2 separate regions of the Mus musculus genome follow, and region 2 is linked to region 1. A link is a contact called in ENCODE Hi-C or POLR2A ChIA-PET data. All regions are on one chromosome and are shown on one strand. The core of a region is the stretch at or near the end of the contact, and the rest is flanking DNA. Distances in the headings are between cores, read along the strand shown. Region 1 holds the start of Arhgap19 (Rho GTPase activating protein 19). Region 2 holds the start of Zdhhc16 (zinc finger, DHHC domain containing 16).

Region 1 (4,649 bases), core at 1,354-3,853:
ACTAAGAAAATGCCTTCATAGGATCTGGCTATGGGCAGGCCTGTAAGGCATTTTCTTAGTTAGTGATTGATGTGGAAGGGACTAGGCTATTATGGGTTGTGCCACCCCTAGGCTGGTGGTCCTGGATTCTGTAAGAAAGCAGGCTGAGCAAGCCGTGGAGAGCAAGCCAGTAAGCAGCACCCCTCCATGGCCTCTGCATCAGCTTGTAACTCCAGGTTTCTCCTCTGTTTGAGTTCCTGTCCTGAAATCCTTCAATGATGAACTGTGATGTGGAACTGTAAGCCCAATAAACTGTAAACCAAAAAATCAACCCCAGGATGCATGATGTTTTATCACAGCAATAATAACCAGAAATAAGACATAGTTTTTTGCTTAAAACCTACTCATTCCTTCTATACACTTTAAGTCATGCCTAGGTTATAACAGCTAATGCTACATAAATAGCTTTTAAAATGCATTGTTTAGGGAATAACAAGAAAAAGGTCTGTATGCATTCCATATAGACCTTCCCAACTTCTCCCCTGAAAGTTTTAGTTATGATGTTGGTTTAAGACATGGGACCAGGGGCTGGAGAGATGGCTCAGTGGTTAAGAGCATTGACTGCTCTTCCAGAGGTCTTGAGTTCAATTCCCAGCAACCACATGGTGGCTCACAGCCATCTGTAATAGGGTCAGATGCCCTCTTCTGGGGTCAAGGATATACTCATACACAAAAACAAACAAACAAACAAATCTTTAAAACAAACAAACAAACAAGGACTTGGGACCAGCTCTTCTTGGCTGACATTCCCTGCCTCACCTCAGTCTTGTGTTTCAGAGAGTAACTTATTTTATTAGTGTGCATGTGTGTAGGCCTATTCATGAGTATACGCATGAATGTGAGTACATGTGTGGAAGCCAGAGCACAATCTCATGATTCATTCTTCAGATACCTTCAGTATGTGTTATAGTTCTGAAGGGAAAGGCTTCCCCATTACCTTTGGGGATGGAAATGGGGTGGGGGTTAGGGGTGGAGGGGTTAGGGTGGGGGAGGGTTGTTTCCCCCAATGCAAGTGTAACACCATCTCTGCTCCAGCAGGGGGAGATGTCCCCAGTGAAAGTGTTATAGCTCTGCTCAGAGATACTCTGGCAGTCCTGAGCCAAGGAATACCACAAAGTCCCACCCAGCATACAACCAACCTCACACAGGAAACTTACTGCAAGGGGAAACCCGCGGAGGGTGGCGGCCTCTGCTGGGGTGAAAAGCGGCAGAAGCTCAGCGGGTTTTGTATAGGGTTTCTTGGTGGGGCGGGACAGGCGATGAAGACAGAGCTTTCCAGGGTGTCCAGGGAGGGAGTGGTGGGATTTTTGTGGCCTGATTTTGGGGCAATTCTAGGGGTTGGTGGGAATTTTGTGCTCAGGGATTGGTGGGATTCTGTTTCTTGGCCCTGATTTTGAGCTTGGGGTCAAGATAGGGTCAAGGTTGCCTGGTCTGGGGGTCAAGTCAGGGTCACAATGTTCTTTCCCTTCACTTTTTACTCTCTACCATCTATATTTTTTGCTTTTAGAAAAGATTTTATGTGTCTCTGTGCATCTGTGCGCATGTGCCCCGGAGGCCAGCTCTGGAGGCTATAGGAAGGCAATCAGTCCTTTGGAACTGGACTCACTGTCTGGCCCTTGTGAACCTTTCAATGCAGGGAATCAAACTCTAGTCTTCAGGAAAAGCAGCAAGTGTTCTTAGAACCACGGAACCATCTCTAGCTGCCCCTTATTGTTAATTGTGAATTTCATATATCAATACCATGTTTTTTTTTTTTTTTTTTTTTTTTCCACCTGCCTCTGCCTCCCAAGTGCTGGGATTAAAGGTATACGCCACCACTGCCTGGCTTAGTCACATTTTCTTGTTGGCCTGAAGTCACCCAAGGAGGCTTGTTTGGATGACCCAAAATTTGCCTCTCTATTCTAGCCAGTGCTTTTGGTGTCTTTATACTGACTTTCCCCCTCCCCCAAATATGTACCCTGAAGATCAGCCCCTGCATACATACACACACACATACATACATTCATACATAAATACATACATACATACACACATACATATATACACACACAAGAGTTTACTTAGGGTAGCTTACAGGAACGTATGCAATTTACCACTGATTATATACCATTGAAGAAAATGCCTTTTCTTCCCTTTTACTAAGCCTATGGATCTTGGGGGTGGGGTGAATGGGGGTTTAAGTGAGTGAGGGGTGATGAGCCCTTTTCCCTAGCAACCGTTAACTGCCTACCGAACTGGGGGATGGGCAGGGCCTCAAGAACCTTTTCTCTTCAAGTGACTTTAAAAACCGACAGTTTTGTAACTCAGAGATTTACCTAGCGGGGAGGGGAGCGCAGCCAGGAATTTGTGACTTGATCCGCGGAACTACATGGGTTAATCAAAACGAGAAACTACATCTCCCGGTAGGCCTCGGGCAGGTGTTTCTCCTGCCCTTTCGTTGGTTCTGTGCTACCAATGACAGTTAGATATTTGAATAGACCAATAGTAGCATGGAACGGTTCTTATTTAGGCGGGGCCATAGGTTCGTCCAATCGTACAGGACTTAGAAAACCATCCTAGCCAATCTAAGGGCTAAGGGGCGGTGCCTGAGGCGGGGCTGCAGACCAAGCTGCCGCGGAAGATGGCGGCTGAGGCGCCGAGTGGAGGGGAGGCGCCGGTCTGCGACTCTGGCCGGAGGTGAGCCAAGTTTTCCGTCCTGCTGCCTAGGAGACGGGACTGTGGGCTAGCGATGTCGCCGCCCTGCCCTTGAGTCACCGTGGTCCACAGGCCCGGGCTTTGTTCCTCTCTCCCGTGGTGTCTACGCCGACGCGCCTGCGGGGGCTGAGGCGGGTCTTTGCGGTCCGTGCTTCCCGCTGCGCTGCTCTCCGCGAGTCCCACGGCCGTGTGTGGAGCCCTCCCGACGCTCTGGCTGCAGACCCCCGGGCCACGGTCATGGTGTCTGCCCTGGCGCCGAGCGTTTTGAGTGGCAACTGAAGCCCAGAGCGGTTTAGAGAATCCCACAACGCCCCGGGAGCTTTAAATGTCCTTCGTGACAGCCTCTGCGCTTTACTCAGAGCCGCGACTTGAGTGATGGTTAAAAGGGATTTTTGTCCCCTAAGCTGGCTGACCTTTCTCGGCTTCAGCCTTCTTCTGTAAATAAACATAACGATACTTATTTCAGAACCTGGACGGGATGACACAACCTATTTAAAGCGCATAGCACCCATCCTGGCAAACACTTCAAAATACGATAGATTTTTATGTTTCCTTGAAATTGTGATCTCATTTCTTCTTTCTGGAACGAGTACTGTCCCTGTCATAAAGTCGAGCCTTTCTTAACCGATTACAAACAAATATTTGGAGTCTGACACACTCCAATAGAATGAGATTACTTACATTGTCAGAGAGTATGATCAATGCTATGCTTTGGTACGGAGTTAGTACAGAACAGAAGAACCAAGAATTTTGGGAAACCGAGTTTGTGAGCCTGATTTTTCCTGAGCCCTGATGGGCTTGTGTGGGTATTGTTACTGTTTTGTATGGAGGAGTTTTCCACTCTTTGACCTTTTATTTCTCCCGGGAACTGTGCCCGTGGGTTGATAAATGTCATTAGATTATCTCTCCTCCGACTCGAAAATCCTGAATTGTAATGAAAATGAGGACAAATGAAATACTGTTCTACAGCAAGAGGACTTAGAATTCTTCCTTGAGGCTGCTGTCAACTGAATGTAAAATTTGAAACTGTTAACTATCTGACCAACACAGTTTTCTCTGAATCTGAAACCCTCTATTGTCGTTACTGAGACAGGTTCTTGCTAAGTACCTCGGCTGGACTGGAACTCCCAGTCTCGTTTCAGCTACCCGTGTACTTGTCAATTGCATATTGCAGGGGATTAGTCTGGGGGTTCTTGTGAGGCTTATTTATTTATTTATTTATTTTTGAAACAGAGTCTCTCATGTAATCCAGGGAACCCCAATCTTGAGCTTCCGAACCTCCTTCCTCTGCCTCCCAAGTGCTGGAATTACAGGCATATGCCACCAAGCCCTGTCTTATGTGCTGCTAGGCAAGCCCCCTACTGACTGAGCTGCATCCCCAGCCCCATTTAATCAATGGGACTAACACTTTTTAAATCTGTCATTTATCGTGCTTGTGTATGCCTGTGCACACACACTTAGGTACCACAGTGCATGCACAGGAGAGCAGAAAGCAGCTCACGGTTCTCTTCTTCCACCGAGTGGATTTGAGGATCATGCTTGGGTTGTAGGCTTTGCAGGGAGTGCCGTTACTCACGGAGGCATCTCACTGCCAAGGTGTGTAGCCCAGCACTTACAGATATGCTGCATAACTCTGTCTTTGGCCTCTCATACACGTCCTGAGGAGACAGTCGCTCTCTGAGAACATCTTCTGTGGGCTCCATGTCTTGCAGCAGTGGGCACAGAAATGACTGTAGATTCAGTACTGGGCAGTAATGTAGATAATTGATATCTCTGGGTACTGAAAGGGTTTGCTCTAGGAAGAAAAGCCTAGGGAAAGGAGAGAGACAAGGCGGGATGACGGCTGTCTGTTAGACCCCGGAGATGCTGAGGACCGGTTGGCAGGATTCCTTATGTTGAGCCTTGGTAGTCCTGCC
Region 2 (4,140 bases), core at 1,263-3,762, 130 kb before region 1:
AGGAATACTGCTTTGCCTTCAGCAACCTCACTGACTTATTTAACAGGCAGCTCATGACCCAGCAGAAACTGGATGCAGCTACTCTGCTGTGGAGATGGGTTTCAGTTCAGTAACTGGAGTAAAGTACTCTCCTTGCACCCTGGCTCAACCCCACTTTAAAAAGTTTTGCAAAAATCATTAATGATCTCCTTCCACAATCTTGGAAACCCCAAGGTGAGATAAAAAGATGCAAAAAAAAAAAAAAAAAAGCCTGCAAGAAAACTGAAGCGTAATGGGGAAAAGACCAATAGCCACTTCACAGGGTAAGAGACCGGCCTTTCCCATCACTTCCTATGAAGCTGAAAGAATTAAAAGGAACTGTTGAAAAGAAAGATTGAGGGGCTGGTGAGATGGCTCAGTGGGTAAGAGCACCCGACTGCTCTTCCGAAGGTCCAGAGTTCAAATCCCAGCAACCACATGGTGGCTCACAACCATCCGTAACAAGATCTGACTCCCTCTTCTGGTGTGTCTGAAGACAGCTACAGTGTACTTACATATAATAATAAATAAATCTTAGAAAAAAAAAAAAAAAAAGAAAGATTGAGGCACACGCCTTTAATATCAGCATTCAGAGGCAGAGGCCAGCCTGGTCTACAGAGTGAGTTTCCAGGACAATCAGTTCTATCTAAAACATAGTGTGTTATCCCACCTAAAAAAAAATAAATAAAGATCCTCAAAACTGGGCATGTGTGTACATCTGGAGACAAGCGGATTAGATAAAAATGATCCTTGGCTTCACAGCCAGTCTGAGACCAGCATGAGATACACGAGAATGTATCTTTATAAAGAATCCGACTGTCAATCACCTTCTCCATCCTTGAGTTCTGTGTGAAATGCCTACTTTAAGGCTCGATTGACCAATTCTCATCTATGTATACCCTATTTAGGGTTCAAATCTTTCCATAAGTAGTCCTGGAACCTTCTTCTCTAAACCTTAAATTCTTATACATACAAATGTATGCGTGTACATACATACATACATATACACACATATGCCCAAGGTTTAAATCAAATGCTTATAAACATCTTAATACCTGGCTTGTAGAAGTATTCAATAAATACTTGTTGAATGAATGACCTGGAGAGATGCAGAACAGGAAAGGCTGGCAGCTGTACAGGAGCCAGCAAAGACACTCTCACCAATGTGATAACACCCAAGTATTTGCTGCGCTCATCCTTTCTGATTAACAAAGAAATAAAACCAGTATTAGAATCATAGCTCTAGAGATCAATAACCTAGAGGACAAATCAAACCGGAAATCAAACCCGTAAAATGGAAAGCTTGTGGTGCCTATCAACTCTGAGTGAACAGAGTGAGACCAGGACCCTCTCCCCTCAGCCTAATGGGATATCAGGATAATGACGAGGCTAGAAAAAGACGTATTAAATGGGCCACAAGTGAAAAAGTTTTCCCTCAGGAAACAGAGAAAAAGCAAAGTCGTATTTACATCTAAATGTGGCGGGAAGGCACGAATGACCTGAATGCACGGAGGAGGAATAAAGCCAGCATAATTTCTCCACACTCCAAGTACTGCCACCTCTCAGTAGGACCCACAGGCCACAGTGGCCATCTGCCACCAGATTAGAGATTAGCAGGCAAGAGCACTCCCCTAAATCACCATCTGTATCTCAAAGAAGCCTGGCTGACAGGGAGGGAAGGGGAGAGAGCAATAAACTCCAGAGCCAATAGATGAAAGTGAGATCAAAGTCATGGCAAATTTCATCCGGAAAAAGCTGCTGCTCCCGGAACCTTTGCCACCTCAAGCTGATGTCAGATATCAATAAAGCACAATATTCTATTAATGAAGGCTTCTTTCCCGGCTAACATGCTAAAAGGGAAAAAAAAGCAAAAGGAATGCTATGCTAACGTCAAGCTGCTCATTCATAGTTAAGGAGCTCACACTCTATAGAGTATCTGCCTGCAAGAGAAGAAACTGTCGTTCTACAAAACTAGAAAAAGGTTGTGTCTCCAGGTGCAGCAGGGTCCATCTATGATGGGCTCAGGTCCAAAAAAAAAAAAAAAATCGGCTTAAGCTTGGGCTGTCTCGAACCAACTTCGACACTTTGTTGTACAAAGCAAACCTGGATCTGAGTCTTCAAACTCATGAAATGGGCGAGTTGGGGCTGAAAATGCGTTCGGACCTAGGAGGACGCATCCACGCAGGGCAGGTCGTAGAGAGATCAGGAACTTAACTTAAAGGCCTGGACACCGGGACTCGGATGGGAAGCAAGAACCGCGCCTTTACTCTTACCTGCCTCCTGCCAGCTTCTCAATCAGCCAGATTAGGCCCAGTCTCCCTGTCCGCCACCCACTGCCTCCCCTTCCAGCTCAGGACCCAGGCCGGGCCGAGCTAAGGCTGACCCACCATGGCCCTCAGCCCACAGCGCTAGCCAGCGGACCGGGACCCGCCGCCCGCCCATCACCACCCAGCTGCGCAGGCGCGAGGCCCGGAGCCCGCAAAGGCACGCCCAGAGATCTGTCCCGGGGCAGCCTGGGAAATGGAGTCAGACCTCGCTCTTACACCCCGTGCGGTCGAAGGCGCCAATTGGTACTCGTGTAACTGCGAGGCCGCTCCTCTAGCTGACCAATGAGAAGTCGTCTTGGTTCTCATCCGGGTTGTGGATGGTGGCAAGCATGGCACCACCGGTGAGGTACTGCATCCCCGGTAAGTGAGCGGTCTCCGCACGCAGTTCCAGGCTGTGTGGCAACCAGCTTCTGGGAGCCCGTGGCTGAGGCAGCTTGTCTTCTGCAGGCGAACGTCTGTGTAACTTGGAGGAAGGCAGCCCCGGCAGCGGCACCTACACCCGGCATGGCTACATCTTTTCGTCGCTGGCTGGCTGCCTGATGAAGACCAGCGAGAATGGCGCGGTAAAGGAAGCGGCTACCCAGCGCGCGTTCCCTCTCCGGGTGCCGTTGAGTTCCGGTCCTTGGGCACAGGCAGAGCGGGCGGACGCGTCTTTGGTGGCTCAGCCGCAGAACGCTTTGGTCTCCCGGCTGTGATCTCTGCGCTGTGCTGAAGCACACCGGCCGCACACCCGTTAGGTTAATCTGACTTAAGTTCTGTGGATGCACACAGAAGGAAGTGGAGGGAAAAGCACGCAAATGTAAGAGTAGCCCAGCCAGCCGAGAGCTTCCTCACGTGGTACATCTCGACTACCCCTCCGCTTTCATGTGTCCCACGTCACTGACATCAATGTAGTAATGCTGGCGATTTCCAGTGTCTTAGTGCACTAAGCTCGCTCTTGTCGCGAAGCCTGTGCAATTCACGTGTCGTCTATCTGGAACACACTCCTGCTCAACCCCTTTATTTAATCGGTTTTTTTAGTTGTTTTTTTTTTTTCCCAGAGAAGCCCTTCTGGACCTTCTGACTAAAAAAAAGTGGGTTTGGTGGCAGAAGGATCGATATGCCCAAGAATCTCCCTCCAGGGCACTTATTTAAATGTTACTCTTGATCACTAGATTCTTGCCCAACTAGACATTTAAGTGGAGCCACGATTGGTGGTACACCAGCGTATCCCCAGCTTCTAACAGGCACAGATAAAAGCAATCGTTGATACATGTAAGACGATAAAAAATAAATAAAAACTAAAACCTTAGACTTGTGGCTCATCAGTACAGAGCTTACGTAGTATGCTGACCCTGGGACCACAGATCCAATCTCCCGAAAAAATAAAAACTCTTTAGGAACTGGCTAGACCTAAACATCTCTCTTTGTGTTGAGCTTATTTGTAAAAACAGATTCCAGTCTGTTGGTTCTGGAGATAAAGTCAGCCTCAGCCTGTGTGTTTAGTCACTGCATCGATGTCTCTTGAGCACTTTCAATGTGACCTGCTCAGGGCTGCCCTTATTTGCTACTGGGGATAGAGTCACGAGCCCAATACACAGCTTTTCTTACTGAGGAGGCGGACAGAAATCATGAGCAAATGTACAAAAGAATTGTGCGGTACAATAAGAACATGTAACAGGCTCTGTGCATTCTAGACAGTGACAGGATTTAGTCATCTGAATATAAGTAGAGGTGGAGGAGAGCAAAGAATGTGATCCTCCTGTAGAGAATGGGTTAGACGGACACTGACATGGGAGGGACTTAGTAAGGTGAG

The links. Hi-C counts contacts between places; a loop is a spot of excess contacts on that map. ChIA-PET counts read pairs that join two places held with the same protein, here RNA polymerase II (POLR2A).
Region 2: a map of v-Abl transformed pro-B cells shows a loop between it and region 1 (2.0-fold over the local background). The contact joins the promoter of Zdhhc16 here to the promoter of Arhgap19 in region 1. A Hi-C loop is called at or near these places in 1 of 37 maps with a recorded cell type or tissue (v-Abl transformed pro-B cells). POLR2A ChIA-PET finds 5 or more read pairs at or near these places in 1 of 5 experiments (Patski).

Annotation. Positions count from the first base shown.
Region 1 is chr19:41,800,038-41,804,686 of GRCm38, reverse strand. It overlaps Arhgap19 (Rho GTPase activating protein 19), which reads left to right and starts at 2,603. Exons shown (of 12, transcript NM_027667.3): 1 at 2,603-2,715. The coding sequence starts at 2,660.
Region 2 is chr19:41,931,817-41,935,956 of GRCm38, reverse strand. It overlaps Zdhhc16 (zinc finger, DHHC domain containing 16), which reads right to left and starts at 2,512. Exons shown (of 11, transcript NM_023740.3): 1 at 2,292-2,512; 2 at 1,074-1,219. Exosc1 (exosome component 1) reads left to right here and starts at 2,643. Exons shown (of 8, transcript NM_025644.4): 1 at 2,643-2,705; 2 at 2,793-2,908. The coding sequence starts at 2,675.